Linked DNA regions of Homo sapiens: region 2 is linked to region 1. A link is a contact called in ENCODE Hi-C or POLR2A ChIA-PET data. All regions are on one chromosome and are shown on one strand. Each heading gives the region's core, a stretch centred on a gene start or an enhancer-like site at or near the end of the contact. The rest is flanking DNA. Distances are from core to core; before and after follow the strand shown. Region 1 overlaps LSM12 (LSM12 homolog). Region 2 holds the start of HROB (homologous recombination factor with OB-fold).

Evidence for each region. A loop is a pair of places that touch in the nucleus more often than their neighbours do. ChIA-PET counts read pairs that join two places held with the same protein, here RNA polymerase II (POLR2A). Pooled maps may share reads with other maps.
Region 2: a loop to region 1 is called in a pooled map, with 2.6 times the contacts of the local background. The contact joins the promoter of HROB here to the enhancer-like site in region 1. A Hi-C loop is called at or near these places in 3 of 50 pooled maps. POLR2A ChIA-PET finds 5 or more read pairs at or near these places in 7 of 52 experiments (A549, CD4-positive, alpha-beta T cell, HEK293 and 4 more).

The regions. Positions count from the first base shown.
Region 1 is chr17:44,038,931-44,044,925 of GRCh38, forward strand. It overlaps LSM12 (LSM12 homolog), which reads right to left. Exons shown (of 5, transcript NM_001371445.1): 3 at 1,217-1,326. Among named protein-coding and RNA genes, the nearest start is that of LSM12, 25 kb to the right of the region's middle. Within about 2 kb of position 2,722, at least 5 of the 41 ENCODE cell types and tissues checked have a DNase peak (open chromatin) inside an H3K27ac peak, as active enhancers do.
Region 2 is chr17:44,138,247-44,144,241 of GRCh38, forward strand. It overlaps HROB (homologous recombination factor with OB-fold), which reads left to right and starts at 3,684. Exons shown (of 10, transcript NM_001171251.3): 1 at 3,684-3,899. The coding sequence starts at 3,897. RefSeq lists enhancers at 1-236, 3,439-3,608 and silencers at 3,909-3,968, 4,215-4,509.

The DNA of each region.
Region 1 (5,995 bases), core at 1,472-3,971:
GGTGGTTAAACAGAGTAACAGATGGCAGTGTGGGGTGGGGGGAGGCGGGGTGGAGAGGGGTGTCAAATGTTCCAGTTTTTCAGCAGCTAGGGAAGCTAGTGGAGAGTCAAATGACTTCTGCTGTGACAAAATGTTTTTTTTTGAGACGGAGTTTTGCTCTTGTTGCCCAGGCTGGAATGCAATGCACAATCTTGGCTCACCACAACCTCCACCTCCAGGGTTCAAGCGAATCTCCTGCCTCAGCCTCCTAAGTGGCTGGGATTACAGGTATGCACCACCACGCCTGGCTAATTTTGTATTTTTAGTAGAGATGGGGGTTTCAACATGTTGGTCAGGCTGGTCTGGAACTCCCGACCTCAGGTGAACCGCCCACCTCGGCCTCCCAAAGTGCTGGGATTACAGGCGTGAGCCACCGTGCCCGACCAACAAAATGTCTTTTTTTTTTTTTTTTTTTTTTTTTTTGAGACGGAGTCTCGCTCTGTCGCCCAGGCCGGACTGCGGACTGCAGTGGCGCAATCTCGGCTCACTGCAAGCTCCGCCTCCCGGGTTCACGCCATTCTCCTGCCTCAGCCTCCCGAGTAGCTGGGACTACAGGCGCCCGCCACCGCGCCCGGCTAATTTTTTGTATTTTTAGTAGAGACGGGGTTTCACCTTGTTAGCCAGGATGGTCTCGATCTCCTGACCTCATGATCCACCTGCCTCGGCCTCCCAAAGTGCTGGGATTACAGGCGTGAGCCACCGCGCCCGGCCCCAAAATGTCTTTTAAGAGGTGGTAAGAAGGTGGCCTGCTCTAACTCCCTGTGTTCATCCCAATCTACAATGGGAAAAGTGATATAGATATAACTTTCCCTTAATAAAAACTGCATCAGCTTTTAAAGAAAGGCACAAAACAACAAAATCAAAGAGAAGAAATCACTAGTTCTAAGTTATGGACTACTAGGTCTAGAAGGGATCCTTAGGGATAATCTAATCCAAAACTAAGTTTTACAGACAAGCAACTAAAGACCAGAGAAGACAACTTGTCCGTGATTACACTATTCTTCTGTGTGGAAAGGGGGCTACAGCACCTGCACCTCTGGATGCTGGCATATTGCCAATACCCTACCCAGCTTCCCCAGTAGACTTTTAGGAAGACAACCACCCAAAAGCCTGCCACCAGACAGCACAACCAGGTAGCATTACCCCAGGACAAAGGACCTCTCCGATCCCAACTCACGTCTTGTGAATGGTCTGGAAGAGCTGCTGGCCCTCTAGAGAGACACCAGCACTGATTGCATAGGCCTGGCTCAGCTTCTCCTCCTTCTCTGTCCGTGCTTTGCTGGCAAGCTAGGGTGGAAGAGAGGAAAGAGACTCAGAATAGGATTCATCTTCATTCTTGCCAACAGTCAGGACCTAAGCTGAAGAAAGGAGGCCAGGAAAGACTTGTTTGGACAGATTCTGTTTTCTCAGAAATGAAAAGTGAAACAAATTTTAAAAATCCACGACATACCTGAACAGTTACTGGTATTCCAAGAAAACGTTCCTTCCTTCCTTCTAATACTTACTGCATACCTACCATGTGCCAGACATTCACTATGCTAGGCTAAATATAGCCTGAAGTGGGTGGGGGAGACAGACTATAAACAAGTAACTGAAATCAAGGTGATTTCAGACAGTGATAAGCACTAGGAAGAAAATAAAGCACTTTTAACATTATAGAGTGTGGCTGGGGGACTATGTGATGGCAAATGATGGTCAGAGATTTAAAAATATATACATTTCCGGCCAGGGGAGGTGGCTCATGCCTGTAATCCCAGCACTTTGGGAGGCCGAGGCAGGTGGATCACGAGGTCAGGAGGTCAAGACCAGCCTGGCCAAGATGGTTAAAACCCTGTTTCTACTAAAAATACAAAAAAAAAAAAAAAATTAGCCAGGCGTGGTGGCGGGCTCCTGTAATCCCAGCTACTTGGGAGGCTGAGGCAGAGAATTGCTTGAACCCAGGAGAAGGCTGCAGGGAGCTGAGATCGCGCCACTGCACTCTAGCCTGGGTGACAGAGCAAGACTCCGTCTCAAAACAAAACAAAACCAAACAAAAAAAAATACATACACATACACACACACACACTTCTAACTGGGTGCATCACTGAGGTAGGGAGTTCGAGACCAGCCTGGCCAACATGGTGAAACCCCGTCTCTACTAAAATTACAAAAATTAGCCGGGCATGGTGGTGCGTGCCTGTAATCCCAGCTACTCAGAAGGCTGAGGCAGCAGAATCACTTGAACACAGCAGGCAGATGTTGCAGTGTGCCGAGATCATGCTACTGTACTCCAGCCTGGGCAAAGAAGTGAGACTCTGTCTCTTTAAAAAAAAAAAAAACAAACACACACACACACACACACACACACACACACACACACACACAAACACACACACACACACAGAATTTCCATTCAAGGCGAAAATTAAGATTTATCAGCTGTTGTGCTAGAGCCTCCAGTTTAAAAATTAATACATACCACACCTTCACAGACCACAATCTGAGACTCTAAAAACTCTTACAGAACATTATCTGTGCTCACATAGGGAGCCAGGACTCAAGTAAATCTAACCATAAACGCTGTCCACCTTTAACTTTAGCTAAAGGCAACCCTGTCCTGCTTTTGAGAAAAACGAAGAGTCTGAATTCTACGTCATGTCTGTTCCTTCACTGCCCTCTGGTGGAACCATCCACAAACTGATCAAAAGAAAATCTAGTAAAATCTGGTAGTCTACTACAATCTCGTAACTTCTACCCTGTCAATCCCTATCACCTCTCCAGCACATTTCTGATCCCTACCCCACACTACTGGTTGCTAGAGATTCCAGAGGTACAAATTTGTTTGAGTGTAAGACAAAACAAATGTGCTAGACAAGGTAGTTAAAACAAATTAAAGGCAAACAATGCATCTTAAAAGTCCAACAAATAATCTGGAGACTCTTCAGACCCATGAACATGAACAGCTGAGTCTAACAATGCTGCAGCACATGTGCAAACACGCGCGAGAACACACAATTTGTCCCCAAACATCAGTTCCTTAAATAAAAAGAGGCACTGGCTGGGCCCAGTGGCTCACGCCTATAATCCCAGTACTTTGTGAGGCCGAGGCAGGCGGATCACCTGAGGTCAGGAGTTTGAGACCAACCTGGCCAACATGGTGAAACCCCGTCTCTACTAAAAATACAAAAATTAGATGGGTGTGGTGGTGTGCACCTGTAATCCCGCCTACTCAGGAGGCTGAGACAGGAGAATCGCTTGAACACGGGAGGCAGAGACTGCAGTGAGCCGAGATTGTACCACTACACTCCAGCCTGGGCGACAGAGCAAGACTCCGTCTCAAAAAAAAAATGGGGGAGCCATACCTACAGCATATTCCAAAAGTACCTTAATGCTTGGAATCTTCAAACATTTATATTCTGCTTTTACAGTGATCCATCAAACCATAAACTAAGCATAGCTTTTTTTCTTGGGATTGAGTTTCACTCTTGTTGCCCAGGCTGGAGTACAATGGCACGATCTCAGCTCACTGCAACCTCCGCCTCCTGGGTTCAAGCGATTCTCCTGTCTCAGCCTCCAGAGTAGCTGGGATTACAGGTGCCCGCCACCACCCCCAGCTAATTTTTTTTTTTTTTTTGAGACGGAGTCTCGCTCTGTCGCCCAGGCTGGAGTGCAGTGGCGCAAGCTCTGCTCACTGCAAGCTCCACCTCCCAGGTTCACGTCATTCTCCTGCCTCAGCCTCCCGAGTAGCTGGGACTACAGGCGCCTGCCACCACGCCCAGCTAATTTTTTTGTAGTTTTTTAGTAGAGATGGGGTTTCACTGTGTTAGCCAGGATGGTCTCGATCTCCTGACCTCGTGATCCACCCACCTGGGCCTCCCAAAGTGCTAGGATTACAGGCGTGAGCTACCACACCTGGCCATTTTTTTGTATTTTTAGTAGAGACAGGATTTCACCATGTTGGCCAGGCCGGTCTTGAACTCCTGAGCTCAGGTGATCCACCCACCTCAGCCTCCCAAAGTGCTGGTATTACAGGCGTGAGCCACCACGCCTGGCTCCAAGCATAGTTTTATAGCAGAGGAAGTAAACCAAGTGTCTAATTCTTTGTTTATAAAATTAAGCACTTTCTCAAGGCTTAGGTTTGACTATGAAAAAAAAGGAGGCCTTCAATTGCCATGGGTATTCTTGTCCTTGCAAGTTTCAAAGACTGTCTTAGGAAGGAGGAGCAGGCGTGAGCACAGAAGGCCAGCTCACGCTGTCATTTCAGCCTCCCCGGGTAAGAGAGGGAAGAATGGCAAAACCCTGCAGTGATCTGAAGCCAGAGCTCCTTTTTCACAGGATCTCTAGGACATGGAGAGAGACAAATACAGCAGCAATATATATATAATCTTTCAAGACTGGCTGCCATTCTGGCCCTACCAGGCTATAACTTTACAGACAAATAAACACACAGGCTGACAGCATTCCAAGCAGTGGCAATCCCAACTGTAACAAGAAAGCCTTGTAGTTTCTATGGAAAGAGCTGCTGATGATGTATTTTAAGCAGCAACAAGCAACGCTTACTCAAGCACCAAAAAAACCCCGGTAACAAGGAGGAGTTTCCTTTTTTTTTTTTTTTTTGAGATGGAGTCTTGCTCTGTGGCCCAGGCTGGTGCAGTGGTGCAATCTCAGCTCACTGCAACCTAAGGAGGAGTTTCCTTGAATCTTGCTTTCCAAACAATGCCTTAAGAAAATCTGAAGTCGGCCAGCGCTGTGGCTCACGCCTGTAATCCCAGCATTTTGGGAGGCTGAGGGAGGAAGATCACTTGAGCCCAGTAGTTACAGACCAGCCTGGGCAACATAGTGGGACCCTGCCTCTATTAAAAAAAAAAAAAAAAATCTGAAGTCTTTAAGGAAAGAAGGAAAAACTGGAGGGTGGCAGAGCTCCTGGGAAGCATCTAGTGGACAGGCGGGCATTTACCTTATAAGCAGGCTGGAAGATCTCACTTTGAAACCTCAATCCCCTTTAAAAACGTTTATTCCTGAAAATCCAAATCATCTCCGAATGCTGGGTCAGAGAAAGCTGCTTCTATAAAGCTTGTGTTGACTAGATAGTCTGAACGTTCAAAGAGTAAAATGTCGTTGTCACCTACATAGCAGCTTAAAAACATAACATCACCCCATTTAGTAAGAGACAAGAGTTGGCTCAGGAAACCAGGCATCTATGCAGAATGTTTAAGAATGGAACTGACAAATTAAGCTAGAGAAGGGGAGAAAAAAAAGCTGGAAGAAGAGCCACTTGAATTTTTGCCAGAGAGAAAATAAAATGGATATAAATCTCAGCCAGAAGTGATTCTTTAGACAGGCTGAGTAACAATGACACACTGGTTATAGAACAATGATTTCAAAATACACCCCCCACCCCCGCCAAAATACCAGTTGTGCAAGTGCAATCTCCCCTAAAGTCTCCAAAAGCAAAGGAGAATGGACTAGACAATTCTCTATTTCAATTCTAATGCAAACATCCCAAATGCTAAATGATGTAAGGGAGCACTTAGAAAAGTCAGCAGAAATGACTGTAAGCTGACTGTATATATTTTCAGTTTGCCCCCAATATACTCAACCTACAGTAATGCTTTAGGGATCCGGACTCAGCTACACAGATCTGCTTTTACCAGGAAGCTGTACAAATGGGATAAAATCTCCTAGAGAGGACCCCATCAATTAGGGGTCCCCATCAATGGGGGAGACCGCTCTCAATAAAAGAAACTAGAAGTGTTTCCTTTTTTCAAAATTGAGGGTGGGGAGAAGGAGATTACCTTGCCCTTTTTTGTCATGAAAACTCATGCAGAACATGAATATGCCTTCTTTTGTAAAGCAAACGATTATCACTCTACCCTCAATTTAGCTGCTGTACAAATCTAAATTTTCCCACATATTTTTGCAAATGACTATATACCTATAAATGGCCCAATTATTCCAAGTTAGTAAGTTTATGGTT
Region 2 (5,995 bases), core at 2,434-4,933, 100 kb after region 1:
TTGCTTCAACAACATCTGCAGTGCGTGGGGTTGAGCGATCCCACTGGTGGGGCTGGGGTGGGTAGGGCTTCCAGGCTGGCTGACGTTTGCTTCCCGCCCGCTGGGCCAGCCTGGAGCAGTTCATGAATGACTCACCTCATTGTCAGGCTGATTCACTGCTCGGCTGGGTACTTGGGTAGGGGGGCGGCCCCCTAGGTACGGCTCACACCCACACACATGCGCACATACACATGTACGCACACGCCCAGGTGGGGCTCCACTGGGGTCGGACACGAGGGATGGGATTTCTGTGGTAAGAGGCAGGGGCATGCACACCATCTAGTGTGTGAATAACCTTGAAGTTTCAGTCTGTGGTGTACTAGTGTTTATTCACATTTAAATTAATTAAAATTAAACACAATTAAAACTTCAGTTTCTTAGCTGCAGTAGCCACATTTCAAGTGCTTAATAGACACACATGGTCAGTGGCTACTCTGTTGGGCAGTGTGAATAGAAAACATTTCCATCAACACAGAAAGTTCTATCGGACAGCTCTGGTTTACATAGCTGCCTACACACCAACTCAGAATCCACAACCTTCGCACACAAAGCTACACAAACAGATCAGTCCTCCCCGCCCCCATAGGCAGCAAACAACACACATTTAATTCCATACACGTATTCAACGGGCAATACCCAATCACCTACACAAGATTCTCAGCGTGTACACACACTTCCTATCCAAATATGCCACCGTCCATACCAAGGCAAATGTAAAGATAAACACATAAAAAAAAGTATGTCATCACACTGACTCGAATACAACTGTTTGTTCGATAAAAATACAAATTAGGGGCCAGCCGCGGTGGCTCATGCCTGTAATCCCAGCATTTTAGGAGACCAAGGCAGGCAGATCACCTGAGGTTGAGAGGTTGAGATCAGCCTTGCTAACAATGGTGAAACCCCGTTTCTACTAAATATACAAAATTAGTTGGGTGTGGTGGCCCACACCTGTAATCCCAGCTACTTGGGAGGCTGAGGCAGGAGAATCACTTGAATCCGGGAGGTGGAGGTTGCAGTGAGCTGGGATCCCACCACTGCACTCCAGCGTGGGCGACAGAGTGAGACTCCGTCTCCAAAAAAACAACAACAAAAAAAACAAATTAGGGTGAAATGCATTTGCAAGTATACTGAAATAGATACAAACCCAAGCCATGTGGTTCCCATAACAATTCCCAGCACGTGTTTGCAAATTCAAGTAAGGGGGAAGGGAATCCACATTTGTTGAGGTCCTGTTAATAGGCCAGGCATGGCGTTAGCCATTTCAATGCATTAATTCATTTAATCTCACAACAACCTTGTGAGGAAGATGTATTATTCTTTTTTTTTTTTGAGACGGAGTCTTGCTCTGTCTCCCAGGCTGGAGTGCGGTGGCGCGATCTCGGCTCACTGCAAGCTCCGCCTCCCGGGTTCAAGCGATTCTCCTGCCTCAGCCTCCCAAGTAGCTGGGACTACAGGCGCCTGCCACCACGCCTGGCTAATTTTTTGTATTTTTAGTAGAGACAGGGTTTCACTGTGTTAGCCAGGATGGTCTCGATCTCCTGACCTCGTGGTCCGCCTGCCTTGGTCCCCCAAAGTGCTGGGATTACAGGCGTGAGCCACCGCGCCCGGCTGGAAGATGTATTATTCTTTATTTTTTAATTTTTTTTTTGCGACAGAATCTCACTTTGTTGCCCAGGCTGGAATGCAGTGGCATGATCCCAGCTCACTGCAACCTCCGCCTCCCAGGTTTAAGCCATTCTCCTGCCTCAGTCCCCTGAGTAGCTGGGATTACAGGCGCCCGCCACCATGCCCGGCTAATTTCTTTTTTTTTTTTTTTTAGACGGAGTCTTGCTTTGTTGCCCAGGCTGGAGTGCAGTGGCGTGATCTCGGCTCACTGCAAGCTCCGCCTTCCGGGTTCATGCCATTCTCCTGCCTCAGCTTCCCAAGTAGCTGGGACTACAGGCGCCCGCCACCACACCCGGCTAATTTTTTTGTATTTTTAGTAGAGACGGGGTTTCACCATGTTAGCCAGGATGGTCTCGATCTCCTGCCCTTGTGATCCGCCCGCCTCTGCCTCCCAAAGTGCTGAGATTACAGGCAAGAGCCACCGCGGAAGTGAGCATTGAGTTGCCCAGCCATTCGCACTCCCTCCTGACAAATGGCATCAAGTCATTCAACAAACACTTGTTCAGCCTGGGCAACATAGGGAGCCTTCATCTCTACAACAAATAAACATAAAAAAATTAGCTGGGCTTAGGCCAGGCACAGTGGCTCACGTTTATAATCCCAGCACTTCGGGAGGCCAATGCGGGTGGATCACGAGGTCAGGTGTTCAAGACCAGCCTGGGCAACATAGTGAAACCCTGTCTCTACTAAAAATACAAAAAGTTAGCTGGGCGTGGCTGGGCGCAGTGGTTCACGTCTGTAATCCCAGCACTTTGGGAGGCAGAGGCGGGCAGATTACCTGAGGTCAGGAGTTCGAGACCATCCTGGCCAACATGGTGAAACCCTGTCTCTACTAAAAATACAAAAAATTAGCTGGGCGTGGCTGGGCGCAGTGGCTCACGTCTGTAATCCCAGCACTTTGGGAGGCAGAGGCGGGCAGATTACCTGAGGTCAGGAGTTCGAGACCAGCCTGGCCAACATGGTGAAACCCTGTCTCTACTAAAAATACAAAAATTAGCCAGGCATGATGGCACATGCCTGTTATCCCAGCTACTCGGGAGGCTGAGGCAGGAGAATTGCTTGAGCCTAGGAGGAAGAGGTTGCAGTGAGCCGAGATCATGCCACTGCACTGCAGCCTGTCCTGCAGAGCGAGACTGTCTCAAAAAAAAAAAAAAAAAAAAAAAATTAGCCGGGCGTGGTGGCGGGCACTTGTAATCCCAGCTACTTGGTAGGCTGAAGCAGGAGAATCGCTTGAACCTGAGAGGCAGAGGTTGCAGTGAGCCAAGATCGTGCCACTGCACTCCAGCCTGGGCAACAATGTGAGACTCCGTGTCAAAAAAAAAAAAAGTTAACTGGGTTTGGTGGTGTGTGCCTGTGATCCCAGCTACTCAGGAGGCTGAGGTGGGAGGACTGCTTGGGCCCAAGAGGTGGAGGATGCAGTGAGCCATGACTGTGCCGCTGCACTCCGGGCTGGGTAAGGGAGTAAAGTAAGTCTCAAAACAAAAACAAACTCATTTTCTGAGTGTCTTCAATGTGCCACATGCTGGTTCACAAAGGTGAAAAGCCACAGTCTTGCTCTGAAGCAGTATTAAGTCAAGCAGGGAGGCCGGGCGCCATGGCTTACGCCTGTAATCCCAGCTACTTCGAAGGCTGAGGCAGGAGAATCGCTTGAACCCGGGAGGCGGAGGTTGCAGTGAGCCGAGATCGCGCCACTGCACTCCAGCCTGGGCGACAGAGCGAGATTCGGTTTAAAAAAGAAAAAAAAAAAAGAACGGAAAAGAAAGGGGCGGGGGCAGGATTAGGCATCGTGGGGCCAAGATGCTTGATCTCACCTGAACCAGTGCTGAACCAGCCGACTGGGAAGAGGAGCCGCTTGGGGGCGACCGAGAGCCCATCCGTTTCCCCTTTAAGACCAGAGCGGAAGACTACAGTGAGAAGGCCCTTTGTGTCGGCGGGAAAGAAATATGCCTGCCCCTTTAAGAAGGCGGAGACGCCCCAGTGGCGGCGTCTTCGAATGCGGCCTAAGGCGCCTGCCGCCAGTCTCCTGGCGACTTTCCCTATATCGCAGAGACTCATCCCTCTGACCCCAGCCCGGAAGCACTGTCCCTCGGAGTCCGAGACTTCCACCTGGGTCGTGTCCAAGGCCCCGGCGACTCCCCGGACTCGGGGTGCCGGGCCAACCTCCCCGCCGAGGCCCACCCGCCGTCGCTATGGTAATGCCGCGCCCAGCTTGGGGGCTGGCGGGCCGCAGGGCCCCCTGGCCTCCGGAACTGCTCATGGGGTTCCAGCCCCTCGCCCGCGCAAGTTGCAGGACCGGGGTCTGGGTGGGGGTTCGGCGGAGTCGGGAGACCTGGGCTGTCGTCAGGGCTTGTCATGGACGCGCCGGAGACCCTGAGAAAGCATTCTCCTCCCCCGGGCCTCAGTTTCCCTCCTGTTGCCTTCCTACCCTCCTGGGAAACCCCCCTTTCCAGTGCGCTCAGACGTCACTACCGCTTGGGTCCATCCCTTTCCCCTCCCCGCCCCACACTTTCTACTTTTTTTTTTTTTTTTTTTGGACGAAGTCTCGTTCTGTCGCCCAGGCTGGAGTGCAGTGGCGTGATCTCTGCTCACTGCAACCGTCGTCTCCCGCCCACCCCTTTCACTCTGACCCTTAGAGTCTTGGGAACTGTATCGCCAGCTGTAGCTCCTGCGGCTCTGGCATCTGGGGTTAGGCACCACCTCTGATCTGGGTTTGACACTCATCAGGAACTGGCTACAGCAGCCCTGCTGGCTAGAAAGAAGGAACCGTGGACTGGGGCATCCTACTCTCCTGGGACCCTAGTTTTTGGGCCTTGGATTAGGTAGGGAAACTACTGGCTTCATTTGCAGAAACAATGCCACTGTGCAGACATGTTTGGATTTATGGTAGTTTCTCTTATGTTTGACATAAGATTGGTCAGGCGAAACCTTTGGGATATTGCAAAATCCTTAGGCCCAAGCCAGGGGCCGTGGCTGACACCTGTTTTTGTTTGTTTGTTTTTTTGAGACAGAGTCTCACTCTGTGGCCCAGGCTGAAGTGCAGTGGTGCGATCTCCGCTCACTGCAACCTCCACTTCCCAGGTTCAAGCAATTCTCCTGCCTTAGACTCCCAACAAGCTGGGATTACAGGCGGGCACCACCACCCCAGCTAACTTATTTCTATTTTTAGTAGAGACGAGGTTTCACTTTGTTGGCCAGGCTGTTCTTGAACTCCTGGCCTCAGGTGGTCCACCCGCCTTGGCGTCACAAAGTGCTGGGATTACAGGAGTGAGCCACCATGCCCAGCCTGTGGCTGACACCTATAATCCCAGCACTTTGGAGGCCACAGTGGGAGGATCACTTGAGCCCAGGAGTTCAAGACTGGCCTGGGCAATGTAGTGAGGCCCCGTATCTATAAAAATTTAAAAATTAGCCTGGGCGCAGTGGCTCACGCCTGTAATCCCAGCACTTTGGGAGGCTGAGGTGGGCAGATCACAAGGTCAGGAGTTCAAGACCAGCCTGGCTAACATGGTGAAACCCTGTCTCAACTAAAAATACAAAAAAAAATAGCCAGGCATTGTGGCTTGGCCTGTAATCCCAGCTACTTGGGAGGCTAAGGCAGGAGAATTGCTTGAACCTGGAAGGTGGAGGTTGCAGTGAGCCAAAATCGTGCCGCTGGACTTCAGCCTGGGCAACAGAGCAAGACTCCGTCTCAGGAAGAAAAAAAAAAAAAGAAAATTAGCTGAGCACGGTGGTGCACACCTGTAGTCCCAGTTACTCAGGAGGTTGAGGTGGGAGGGTCACTTGAGCCTAGGAGATTGAGGCTGCAGTGAGCTATGATCTTGCCACTGCACTCCAGTCTGGGCAATAGGGCAAGACCCTGTCTCAAAACAAAAGACAAAAACAAAATGTTTACGCCCATGTGCACAGTCCTGGAGAACTGCCCTTGCTCCCCTAGGCAGCCTTCCCTTTGCCCCCTTTCTTCCCTTCCAGGATTAGTGCAGATGGTTCTGAGTGGATTATGTTACAAGAAAGTTTTTTAATCTTTCTTTCCTTTTTTTTTTTTAAGACAGAGTCTTGCTCTGTCGCCCAGGCTGGAGTTCAGTGGTGCAATCTTGGCTCACTGCAACCTCTACCTCCCGGGTTCAAGCAATTCTCCTGCCTTAGCCTTCCAAGTAGCTGAGATCACAGGCATGCTCCACTAGGCCCGGCTAATTTTTTTTTTTTTAAAGACAGAGTCTTGCCCTGTCGCCCAGGCTGGTGTGCAGTGGTGCGATCTCGGCTCACTGCAACCTCTGCCTCCCAGTTCAAG